2 separate regions of the Homo sapiens genome follow, and region 1 is linked to region 2. Evidence: chromatin contacts called from ENCODE Hi-C or POLR2A ChIA-PET data. All regions are on one chromosome and are shown on one strand. The core of a region is the stretch at or near the end of the contact, and the rest is flanking DNA. Distances in the headings are between cores, read along the strand shown. Region 1 overlaps GRK4 (G protein-coupled receptor kinase 4). Region 2 overlaps FAM193A (family with sequence similarity 193 member A).

Evidence for each region. A loop is a pair of places that touch in the nucleus more often than their neighbours do. ChIA-PET counts read pairs that join two places held with the same protein, here RNA polymerase II (POLR2A). Pooled maps may share reads with other maps.
Region 1: a pooled map shows a loop between it and region 2 (6-fold over the local background). The contact joins two enhancer-like sites. A Hi-C loop is called at or near these places in 6 of 50 pooled maps. POLR2A ChIA-PET finds 5 or more read pairs at or near these places in 3 of 52 experiments (AG04450, GM12878 and OCI-LY7).

The regions. Positions count from the first base shown.
Region 1 is chr4:3,033,010-3,039,762 of GRCh38, reverse strand. It overlaps GRK4 (G protein-coupled receptor kinase 4), which reads right to left. Exons shown (of 16, transcript NM_182982.3): 13 at 4,240-4,377; 14 at 2,252-2,389; 15 at 1,250-1,387. Among named protein-coding and RNA genes, the nearest start is that of HTT, 38 kb to the left of the region's middle. RefSeq lists enhancers at 1,316-1,365, 1,376-1,465, 2,046-2,095. Within about 2 kb of position 1,487, at least 4 of the 41 ENCODE cell types and tissues checked have a DNase peak (open chromatin) inside an H3K27ac peak, as active enhancers do.
Region 2 is chr4:2,711,641-2,717,621 of GRCh38, reverse strand. FAM193A (family with sequence similarity 193 member A) reads right to left here. Exons shown (of 21, transcript NM_001366318.2): 20 at 1,518-1,599. Among named protein-coding and RNA genes, the nearest start is that of TNIP2, 42 kb to the left of the region's middle. RefSeq lists an enhancer at 5,091-5,310. Within about 2 kb of position 3,466, at least 16 of the 41 ENCODE cell types and tissues checked have a DNase peak (open chromatin) inside an H3K27ac peak, as active enhancers do.

The DNA of each region.
Region 1 (6,753 bases), core at 238-2,737, 320 kb before region 2:
ATGCCACTTTGAGATATTTCCCACCTAAAGCTTATTTTTTTTTCCTTTTTTTTTTTTTTTTTTTAAGACAGAGTTTCACTCTTGTCACCCAGGCTGGAGCGCAATGGTGCAGTCTCGGCTCCCTGTAACCTCCGCCTCCCAGGTTCAAGCGATTCTCCTGCCTCAGACTCCCAGGTAGCTGGGATTACAGGCACATGCCACCATGACCGGCTAATTTTTATATTTTTAGTAGAGATGGGGTTTCACCATGTTGGCTAAGCTGGTCTTGAACTCCTGACCTCAGGTGATCCACCCTCCTCAGCCTCCCAAAGTGCTGGGATTACAGGCGTGAGCCACCACGCCTAGCCTATTTTTCATACTGAAAGAAAGATGGATTAGAATGTTAGTGGCCAAGCTCTGAATCAACCCCCTGGGAACACACAGGGTGCAAAGTAGGATGGCCCACGAATCCAAGGAGAGACACTTTGCATGGAAAAAAGGCTTGTCTACATTTAATGCTATTACAGAAAGTCTTTCCAAAGGATTCCATTTTTCTTTCTTTCTTTTTGAGATGGAGTCTTGCGCTGTTGCCCAGGCTGGAGTACAGTGGCACGATCTCGGCTCACTGCACCCTCCACCTCCTGGGTTCACGCGATTCTCCTGCCTCAGCCTCCCAAGTAGCTGGGACTACAGGCATGTGCCACCACACCCGGCTAAGTTTTGTATTTTTAGTAGAATTGGGGTTTTGCCATGTTGGCCAGGCTGGTCTCAAACTCCTGACCTCAGGTGATCCACCTGCCTCGGCCTCCCAAAGTGCTGGGATTACAGGCGTGAGCCACCGCACCCAGCCAGGATTCCCTTTTCAAAAAGGAATCCACTTTCCCCGTGCAGCGGGCGAAGGAGGTGAGTCTAAGAGCCAGAGCAGGGAGAGATGCACTGTGAGTGCCATCTGACGAAGGTTCCACAGGATGCCGATTTCTGAGCCCAGTGTAAACTATTTTGTCAGCGACACGGGAACCTGTTTGTAAATGCTGGAAGGTAGTCCTGTTTTGGATCAGAACAGTCTTCATCCCAGCAACAAACCTCACTGCGAGGGTGTTCTCATTGTTCTGGCTGGCCTCCACCTAGCACCATGTGGCTCTCAGACTGTATAAAACTGCCTGTAGGAGCCATCGCAAACAGAAAAAGTACCAGGTTTTCACCTTGGCAGTCAGTATGTTTTTTTTTTTTTCACATACACACACATATATTAGTTTTTAAGTCTTTTTACCCCTCTTCTGAAGAGTCTATAGAAGAAGCCTCTGTTTGGTCTGGAAACCGGGGTATGTATGTTCTTGTCTAGATCTAATGGCAAAGCTTCCTCACTTTCACTTTTGTTGATGTCTTTGAAACACCCAGATTCGATCATCTGCATGCACAGAATAACAGGACAGAGAAGCCGCAGAGAAACTGCCAGGTCAGTGGGTGTCTCCCAGTGCCAGCAGCTCCTGCCCAGCCCCGTGCGGGGCACCTCAGAGCTCCTGCACCCACTGTGGGGCCCCTTTTCTGGGTTCCTCCTTCCCTGCTTCCTGACCTCTTCTTGGAATAAGTAATGTGGTCTCCTCTCCCCTTGTCTCTGAGTGTACTCCCAAAGCAGGGAACTACCATGGGAACCCTGGCTGCCAGCCAGCCCTGCTTAGGGAGTGGGGCTCGGGGTGGCAGGCAAGCTCCCATCAGACCCAAAATAGCTACCTCCTGTCCACTTCCTGTCATTGGGACCAGGGACAGCCGCTGTGCTTCTGGACAGCTGCTGATATGGTCCTTGGCTTGCCCATGGTCTAGTCCTGTGGTCAAAAGTCTTATACAATCTTTTTTTTTTTTTTTTTGGGTGAGACGAAGTCTCGTTCTGTCGCCCAAGGTGGAGTACAGTGGCGCAATCTCAGCTCACTGCAACTTCTGCCTCCCAGGTTCAAGCGATTCTCCTGCCTCAGCATCCCTACTAGCTGGGACTACAGGTGCCTGCCACCATGCCTGGCTAATTTTTGTACTTTTAGTAGAGACAGGGTTTCACTATGTTGGCCAGGCTGGTCTCGAACTCCTGACCTCATGATCTGCCTGCCTCAGCCTCCCAAAGTGCTGGGATTACAGGCGTGAGCCACTGCGCCCAGCCGTCTTATATAATTTTATCTCCCAAATACACACAGACACACACACACACACGGACACACACACACCCTTTTCCCTGGGTCACTGTTGGAACTAACGTAAAGCGGCTGTGCTGGAAGGGCAGTACCTCATTCTGCCAGGGGATGGAGACACACCCGGTAGCAAACCGAGCATAGAAGTCTTCATCTGCGGTGTCCAGGTAGATCCCTTTCACCACCGAGAACTGCTCGATATCCAGGACGTCCTTACAGTAAACGGCATGAGGCTGTGTAGCAAGAACAGGGGCAGCCTCTGAGATGACTACAGCAATTCTCAGCTCCCTCAGTTCCCAAGAATGAAACGCCCAGCAAACTGACGCATAAACACCGCCACTCTCCCTGTCTCCATTCTTTTGCCAGGCCCCTCTCACTTGAGGCATTTTCTAAATCACAGAATGTGTCCTCTGAAGAGGTGGTTCGCCAGCTTTTAGTGTCACCAATTTTGTGGTACTGTCTGTGCCAGGTCCCTTGCATGCCCTGGCTCTCTCCCTCTTTCTCACACACACACACACACACATACACACACACATACACACACACACACACACACACACACCCCTCCTGAGGCCATGCCCTTCTCCTTTCCGTAGTGCAAAATGGATTGCAAACAGAGGTCAGGGATGCAGGGCAGGGTGGACTGCACGTATTGGAAGATGCAGCACAGAACCGGAGAAGTGTGAACAGGGACAGAGGCCACCAGCGGTGGGATCCCTTAGTGACAATTCTCGCCCCTGCCTCCAATTCTTGGTGCACTCCTGGCAAAGCACCCGGAGAAAACCTGAGGAACAGCAGCAGCTCCCACTTCCCATCCTCCTGCAGGTCCACTGAGTGGTCTCCAAGGCTGCAAGGGACCTCATCCCTCCGCTCAGCTCCCTGAATCAGCAGGTCCCTCCTCTGGGACAGGAACCCAGGTCTGCAGCTCCTATCCCGGCACTGCTGTCCTCAGAGGCAGAGGGTCAGGCAGGCAGGAGGGAGTGCCAAGGTCCGGGTCTCCACCTGCCGCCAGTACAGTTCCTTGCACTTTCAGGGCAAAGGAACAAAAAGCACGGAAGTCGGCAGCTGTGGGACCCTCATCTGCTCATGCCGGAGGCACCCGCAGTCCTGAGAAACTTTTCACCCAGGACTTGTGCACTACAGTGAGTGTTTCAGCAAAGCAGTGGCTCCAAAGGCCACGGTCAGCACAGCTGTTAGAGTAGCTGCTCTTCACTCATTCATACCCTCAAGGTGGGGAGGCGGAAGTGGACCGGCAGGCCCCGCCCCTCGGGGACAGTCCAGAGGAAGGTGTCCCAACAGCACACTCACAAGGAGGCACAGTGACCACTTCAGGGTCCTCAGTACGGGGCCAGGCCACAGTCCCAGGACCTCATGAGAAGCAGAGTGGGGACACGCGTTCCAGACAAAGGAAGCAGGGCCTCACGGCTGTGGGAAACACAAGAATGAGAGAGAAAGCCAGCCCTGAGACCAGAAAGGGGACACGGGTGGCCAGGCGTAGTGGCTCATGCCTGTAATCCCAGCATTCTGGGAGGTCAAGGCAGGAGGATCACTTGGGGCCAGGAGTTCAAAAGTAGCCTGGGCAACATAGGGAGACCCCCGTCTCTAGAAAAGAAGTGAAAATGAGCTGGGTGGTGTGTGGCTGTGGTCTCAGCTACCTGGGGGGCTCCCCCAGCAGTGAGGCTGACAGTGACACGAGGCAGGGAGCTAGAGCACCGCTGAGGTCTGTGAGGGGCCCAGTGAGTGGCCAAAGCACACTGGGGTGACGGGGGAGGGAAGAAGAACCAGGTAGGACAGGCACCATGAGCAAAAGCCACATGCTAACTGTACCTGCTGATTCTGTATCTGTTGTAATAAAAAACAAAAAAAAACAAAAAACTGTGTTGCAGCCGGGCACAGTGGCTCACGCCTATAATCCCAGCACTGTGGGAGGCCAAGGTGGAGGACCACTTGAGGCCAGGAGTGCAAGACCAGCCTGGGCAACACAGTGAGACCCCCCATCTCTATTTTTGAAAAAAGAAAGAGAAAAACCGTGCTGTGCGGATCACTGTTCCTAGGGCCCTGCTCGTCCTGGCAATGCACTTACATCAGGACAGAAAGGGGGCTCCAGCATGTTTGCCTCCAGCCTCCTGAAGTTGATGTCCTTGAACACGGGGTGCTGCTTCACCCCAGCCGCTCCCTCGCCCCTGCAGCCCAGCCGCTTGCTTGGATTCTTGGTGAGTAACTGCAAGAGGCAGAAATGCAACCCACTTGAGCCTCTGGATAAAAATGAAAACTCAAAACTCCCCTGCATAATAATAACCAAAGGACTCGGGAGGGCAGAGCAGGTGCATCTAACAAATCATTTCTTTTTTTTTCTTTTTTTGAGATGGAGTCTCGTTCTGTCACCCAGGCTGGAGTGCAGTGGTGCGATCTCGGCTCACTGCAAGCTCAGCCTCCCGGGTTCACGCCATTCTCCTGCCTCAGCCTCCCGAGTAGCTGGGACTATGGGCACCCGCCACCGTGCCCAGCTAATTTTTTGTATTTTTAGTGGAGACGGGGTTTCACCGTGGTCTCCATCTCCTGACCTCGTGATCCACCCGCCTCGACCTCCCAAAGTGCTGGGATTACAGTCGTGAGCCACCGCGCCCAGCTGCATCTAACAAATAATTTCCAAGCATCAAGCAGACCTCAGGAACTCAGACTTTACTCATTAAATTATATGACACTTCACAAAGGAGGGGGGCGAAGGTTTCGCCTTTGAGCTATCAATAAATAAGGGGTCGGCTATGTTATTCCTTAAGTTAAAAAAATTAATCATAAAAATGTGGGGATTTTTAAAGAGGAAACAGAAACTGTTGTCAATTTCAGAAATACCACTAAGGACCTCAGATGAGGCAACCACTTAGCAAACCTCGTTCTCAAAATATCTTCTTAATATTTTGGTATTCTAGTATATTCTTAAAATTACCAGAAAGGATCTCTTTAGAAAGTATTCCTCACATACATATTTACCATCATCACAAAGGCAAATAAGCCTTCCTCCGCAATTCTCATCAATCAGAAAAAGCAGGGCTGTGCTCAAAAGCAACACATGAAAGACCTGGACCCCTGAAACGTGACCTAGACCTGGGCTTGGGAAACCACAGTCCAGCCACCACAGGCACCAGCTGCCTGGTTTTGGAAACAAGGCTTTATCGACACCACCCTTTTCCACTATAGCGGCAGAGTTGAATCGCTGTAATAGACCTGCAAAGTCTAGACGCTGTTTACCATCTGGCCTTACAGAAAAGTATGCTGATCCCTGGCCAACTCAAAGTCCCAAAGACCAGAAAGCATTCTGGTCTGCGCTTCTATCTCCCACCGCTCTCAGCTCCTTGCTGGGCTGTGCCTGCTCCAGGGCTGTGTCTACAAAGCTCTTCGGCTTGCTGACTCCTGCTAAATTCTTCAGGTTTTAGCTTTCTGGCCCCCATACCTGCACTAGATTAGGCTCCCCAAATTTTTTTGCCACAGCCTGAGGGGATCCTCCACCTCTCCTCGATGACAAGTATTTCTTGCTGAGAATGAGTCATTTGGACGCGCCATTATTGCCAGGCTGTCCTGCTAGACTCAAAGCTTCCTGAAGCTAAGGCTGTGTGACTCTGGCCCACTGTGATACCCCAGCACCTAGCCAGAGCAGGCGCTCAGTAACAGTTGCTCAATGCGTTTATTCTTTGCATGCTTTGTTAATTTAAAACGGATGTGAAGACCGGGCGCAGTGGCTCATGCCCGTAATCCCAGCATTTTGGGAGGCCGAGGTGGGTGGATCACGAGGTCAGGAGATCAAGACCATCCTGGCCAACATGGTGAAACCCGGTCTCTACTAAAAATACAAAAATTAGCCGGACGTGGTGGCAGATGCCTGTAGTCCCAGCTACTCAGGAGCCTGAGGCAGGAGAATCCCTTGAACCCGGGAGGCAGATGCTGCAGTGAGCTGAGGTCGCACCACTGTACTCCAACCTGGGCCAGATCTGTTTCTTGAGACTCCGTCTCAAAGAAACAACAACAAATAAATTAATAAAACAGATCTGAAAATTAAGTGTAATGCAAATACCATTTCTGCATCTCAGGGACTCCACAGCCCCATGGTTGAGCTTGCTGCCAGCATACTCCACTCCCATCGAGGGCCAGGATGCTCTGAATGTGTGTATCCCCCACAAATCTGTAAGCTGAAACTTAATCCCCAATGCAATAGTATTGAGAGGTGGGACCTTCTGGAGGTGATGAGGTCATGAAGGCTCTGCCCTCGTGAATGGGATTCCTGCCATTAGAAAAGGGGCCCCAGGGAGCTGGTTTGTCCTCTGCCCTGTGAGGGTGCAGTGAGAAGGCTCCATCTTTCTTTCTTTTCTTTTCTTTCTTTCTTTCTTTTAAAATATAGACGGCATCTCACTGTGTTACCCAGGCTGGTCTCTAGCTCCTTGGCTCAAGTGATCCTCCCACCTCAGCCTCCCAAAGTGCTAAGATTATAGGTATGAGCCACCAGCTCCAGCCAAGGCTCCATCTTTGAAGCAGAGAGCAGCCCTCACCAACACCAAATCTGCAGGCATCTTGATCTAGGACTTCCAGCCTCCTGACTGAGAAA
Region 2 (5,981 bases), core at 2,217-4,716:
CCTGGCTTTTTTTTTTTTTTTTTCCTGAGACAAAGTCTCTCTCTGTTTCCCAGGCTGGAGTGCAATGGTGCTATGTCGGCTCACTGCAACCTGTGCCTCCCAGGTTCAAGCAATTCTCCTGCCTCAGCCTCCTGAGTAGCTGGGATTACAGGCTCTTGTCACCACGTCCAGGTAATTTTTGTATTTTTAGTAGAGACGGGGTTTCACCATGTTGGCCAGGCTCGTCTCGAACTCCTGACCTGATCAAGTGATCTGCCTGTCTTGGCCTCCCAAAGTGTTGGGATTACAGGTGTGAGCCACCAGGCGCAGCCTCTAGTCCAGTTTTGTTGTTTTTATTATAATACAAATGCACGCTTAATCACACCTGTAATCTCAGCACTTTGGGAGGCTGAGGTGAGTGCATCACTTAAAGTCAAGAGTTTGAGACCTGCCTGGCCAACATAGCAAAACCCTGTTTCCACCAAAAATACAAAAATTAGCCAGGCGTGGTGGCAGGCCCCTGTAATCCTAGTTAGTCAGGAGGCTGAGGCAGGAGAATCGCTTGAACGTAGGAGGTGGGGATTGCAGTGAGCCCAGATCACAACATTGCACTCTAGCCTGGGTGACAGAGACTCTGTCTCAAAAAATAAAAAAAATGAAATAAATAGGCTGGGCGCGGTGGCTCACGCCTGTAATCACAGCACTTTGGGAGGCTAAGGCAGGTGTATCACCTGAGGTCAGGAGTTTGAGACCAGTCTGGTAACCACGGTGAAACCCTGTCTCTACTGAAATACAAAAATCAGCTTGGTGTGGTTGTGGGCGCCTGTAATCCCAGCTAGTCTGGAGGCTGAGGCAGGAGAATTGCTTGAACCCGGGAGGCAGAGGTTGCAGTGAGCTGAGATCGTGCCACTGCACTCCAGCCTGGGTGATAGAGTGAGATTCCCTCTTAAAAATAAAATAAATAAAATTTTGTTGCCATTAATAATTCACATAGTAGTTAAAACATTATAGAACAAGCACTGATAAAACTTGCCCATCAGGAAAACAGCAAGTATGTAAAATGTTACTTTTCTTCTCAAAAGCATACCACTCCAGTGTGTTCAACCATCAGCATATGTGAGGGTCACCCGGAAGGCTGTCAAGAACGTAGATGCCGGCCCCTTCCCAGAATCTGATCCGACAGGTCTAAGTAGGGGCCTGTATCCCCAGGAGACGCTGCTGGCCCAGGACACCTGGAGAGCCACCGCCTCAGAAGCGCAACAGCCAGTTGGCGGGGAAGGGTGGGGGGGAAGCCACTGCCATCAACTATTTTTCTAGCATGTGAGGGGGAGCAGAAGTGATTGTGTGAGTGTTGGGAGTATGGGAGGGGTGTGTGTGGCTGGCCTGTCCTACTACAAGGCTCTTCAGAAGCCATGTTGTCTGGCTTGCTTGATGTAACTTCGTCCAAGACAACTAGAAGTGCCATGGAAAGACAGAAAACCAAACATGTATGGCAAGCACACAGTCACCACGGTTTCAGACACAGCCTCCACATTTACCTTTTGAAATATTCCACTTCCCTCTCTGTCTCATCCATATCCACACTGTCTAGGTCAATATCTTTAGGTAGAAAGACATCATCTGTAAAACAAAAGAGAAGCAGCAAGTCAAATTACAGCAGCAGGCTATCTTATCAGAACGGAAGAAATCATTTGTCTTCGCTCAATTTAAACAACTTCAAAAATTGTAAACATTTTTTCTAAAATGAGATTTTAGAGGACAGATCTCTTTGGTGTGCTTATGAACACCCAGGTCTGACCTGGAAACTGCAGAACTCACATGTCCACTAAGCAAAGCAACTGTGGCTTCAGGTCCCGTTAGAAGACATGTTTGCCAGAACCTAGACTCCCCATGTGACTGGTCATTATATGACAGGCAGCCCATCAGAGAGCCCTTTAGCAAGAAGATTCCCAGAAATCTAATTCGCACGCAAGCCCAGGGACTGCCCTAAGTCTCCGTTGGAGTCAGGCAGAGCACAGCTGCCAGCAGAAGCTGCCCAGGGGACAGGCCCATGTTAAGGAAAGGGCTGTCCCTCGAATGTGCCCTTGACAGGAAGAGGACCCAGACATCAACCCTACAGGAAGGTGGTTCTCCCAGGCATTCATCTCACCCATATGACATCCAGAGATTTCATCAAAAACTTTTTTCTTTTTTTTATATGAAGTCTCATTCTGTCACCCAGGCATGATCTCGGCTCACTGGAACCTCCATCTTCCAGGCTCAAGTAATCCTCCTGCCTCAGCCTCCTGAGTAGCTGGGATCAAACGTGCACACCACCATGCCTGTGTAATTTTTATATTTTTGGTAGAGACAGGGTTTCACCATGTTGCCCAGGCTGGTCTTGAATTCCTGGGTTCAAATGATCCACCCACCTCGGCCTCCCAAAGTGCTGGGATTACAAGCGTGAGCCACTGTGCCTGGCCAAACACTTTCAAGTTGTTCCAAACAAAAACCAAGGCTACATTTCATGCTGCAATTACACAACCATCTTTGAAAACAGGCAGGATAGCAGGGAAATCATTGATTGAGAATTACTCAATTTCCTAGACTCTCAGGCAAGTTTGAGAATTTCTACTTCTCTGTTCTGTTCTGGTCACTTATCTAATTCAATCGTGAATACATTCCCGGAGGCTTATGTGAGCCTTAAGTATCAAAGAGGGTCCAGCAGCACACATCTGGGCTGGGGCGGGGTTGGGGGGGTGCAGTGCACACAGCATTCAGCCTCATCGATGTGAACAAAGAGGACAGGAGCCACTGACATTTCTTTGTTAAAGGTGAGTCTCCATTTCCCTGCAGCCCTCAACACGGGACAATTTTTCAGAACCTTTAATAAACACTCCATTTCTTTCTACCACTGGGGAATTTCCATGGTAGCATGAGGCACGTTTTACTCGCATAATAGCAGCTAATATTTTTGACAACTCACACAGCACCAGGCAAGTGCTTTCAAGTGTGTTTGTTCACAGACATGTCACTTAGGAGTCTCTCTCTAGGGACCTGCTCTATGACAGCCTTGGCTATCTCGGATCCCAACTGTATCCCTGAGGGCACACAGCGGGGTGGAGGCCACAATCACTGGTGCCACTGGGACTGGGTGGTCTAGGAATGAAGGCTGGGTGTGTTCAGGGAAAGGCCTGGGAAAGTCAACCTTTGGTAATCTACACTCAGGAGGAAGGGAAAGATTAGGTTAAAGGAAACGCAGCCAATAGCTCAATCCTGGCACAGAATAGCGGATGTGACTGGAGAGTGAGGACAGCCCCCAGCCACAGCAGGCTCCACATGTTTGTACAGAGAGGTGCTTCAGGGCATGGGAAAGCATTCTGAGTCTCGATTTTTAAAAACTCAAGCAGCAGAAAGGAAGCACAGAACACCGTCTGCTGATGCAGGAAACTGATGCACAAGCAAGGGTGAGAGAGGGCCGGAGCATTTACAGATGTACAAAAAGTGAAGATCTAAGAAAGCATGATGTCAGCAGCCGCCCACAAGAAGTTCTAGAAGAAAAGAGCTCCAACTTGAGGAGGAAAAAGAGCTGGCATGTCTGCTGGAAGTGCTGTCATAATAGATTTCTAATACTCTCTTTTCCTGACTAGAACTAGAATAATCAGTCTATAAAATCTTGGTGTAAGAAAAACAGGAAACACAACTTTAACCAATTTGGTATCAGGAAAAAATTTTTTTACAACAACCACACTATATTAAACAGGAGAAATCAGTTGATCCAAGGATTTTATATCCAACCAAACTATCTGTTCATTGACAACACAACAGGTCAAAGTTTACTTCTCCAGAACTCAGAGAATTCTGTGGCCCTACTCAAGGCCACTGCCTGAGGATGAGCTTCACCAACCTGAAGACACCTGGGAACACTCAGCAGAGGCAAGCGGGAGCCCTGTTGTAGTAAATTGTGTACCTAAGAATACCGTGTGTTCTGACAGAGCAGAAACACCACCAACAAAAAATGGGAAGAGGAGAGACAGGGAGACAGGAAAGAGAAAACACAAAGAATGGAATTCACTCACTGCCTGCTGTGGAGGCAATGAGTGGGTGTCAGAGGACCCCCTAATGCCAACACAGCAGGCCACGAGGGGGTACACAGGGAACCCAGGCCCAAGGAGCATGAGTGGGGTATGCAAGTCTATAGGAATGCACTAGGAAAAAAGCACCCATTTTCCTAATACCCCAATTTTTTTTTGTTTTCTGATAAGGAGTCTCGCTCTATTGCCAGGCTGGAGTGCAGTGGCACGATCTCAGCTCACTGCAACCTCCACCTCCTGGGTTCAAGCAATTCTCCTGCCTCAGCCTCCCGAGTAGCTGGGACTACAGGTGCGCGCCACCACGCCTGGCTAACTTTTGTATTTTTAGTAGAGACAGGGTTTTCACCATGTTGGCCAGGATGGTCTTGATCTCTTGACCTCATGATCTGCCCCCCTCGGCCTCCCAAAGTGCTGAGATTACAGGCGTGAGCCACAGCACCTGGACAATTTTTTTTTTTTTTTTTTGAAGCAGAGTCTAGCTCTGTCGCCCAGGCTGGAGTGCAGTGGCACAATCTCAGCTCGCTGCAACCTCCACCTCCCAGGTTCAAGCAATTCTCCTGCCTCAGCCTCCCAAGTAGCTAGGACTACAGGTATGCACCACCACACCTGGGCTAATTTTTGTATTTTTTAGTAGAGATGGGGTTTCACCATCTTGGCCAGGCTGGTCTTGAACTCTTGACCTCAGGTGATCTGCCTGCCTCAGCCTCCCAAAGTGCTGGGATTACAGGCATGAGCCACCACGCCCAGCCCCACAATTTTTTTTTTAAATAAAAAAGCAAAAAACCCCACAACACATTTTAAAAAAACCCAAAAAACAAAACAGTAAATAGAAAATACAGAAATTATAAAATAATGACAGGGTTGAGACCAACCACATAGTTATATCACTAAGTGTGAATGGGCTTAACTGACTGAAAAGAAGATTTTCAATTTGGCTCACAAAGCAAGCCTCAGGTTTGCTTCACACAAGAGAACGTCCTAAAACCAAGGCACTCAGAAAAAGGCTGGAAACAAAGGGCCAAGGACAAGGCTGTCTCGTCAGGCAAATGGGCCGAAGGAGAGCAGGGGCAGCAGTCACAACGCAGACAGAGCAGGACTTAGGCCGCAGGCACAAAGCACGACCAGAAGGTGGCCGCTTCTCAACACAAAAAGCCACAAGTAACTAAAAATATATAACAGGAATGTGCACCAAACAACACGGAAACAGGAGATGCAAGAAAACACAGAAACATATTAATAATAAGCCACAGAAGACAGGCCATGAGGACACAAAATAAGGATATACAGAAGACTAAACAACAGAATTAATGTATCATGGAGGTGTATACATATATGTATCTCCATATGTAAATACATACGTACATATATATACACACACACACAGTGAACTCTATACCAAGACCCAAGAAAATACACTTCTATCAAGTACACATGGAGGAGTTACAAAAGCTGACATACACTGGGCCTCAGAAAGTATCAATAGGTTTTGCAAAACAAAAGCAATATTCTCTGATCACAATGAAAAAAACCTGTAAATTATTAACAACAACAAAGTTTCTCCTCTTGGAAATTTAAAAGCTGCCTATTACACTATCGAGTGAAAGAAAAAAGACGCATGGAAATTACATAATTTCTTTTTTTTGGAGATGGAGTCTCGCTCTGTCTCCCAGGCTGGAGTGCAGCAGCACCATCTCAGCTCACCACAACCTTTGCCTCCCAAATTCAAGCGATTCTTCTGCCTCAGCCTCCACAGTAGCTGGGACTACAGGCACGTGCCACCACGTCCAGCTAATTTTTGTATTTTTAGTAGATACAGGGTTTCCGAACTCCTGACCTCAAGTGATCTGCCCGCCTCGGCCTCCCAAAGTGCTGGGATTACAGGCATGAGCCATAGCGCCCAGCCCAGAATTTCTTTAAAAAAAATAATGG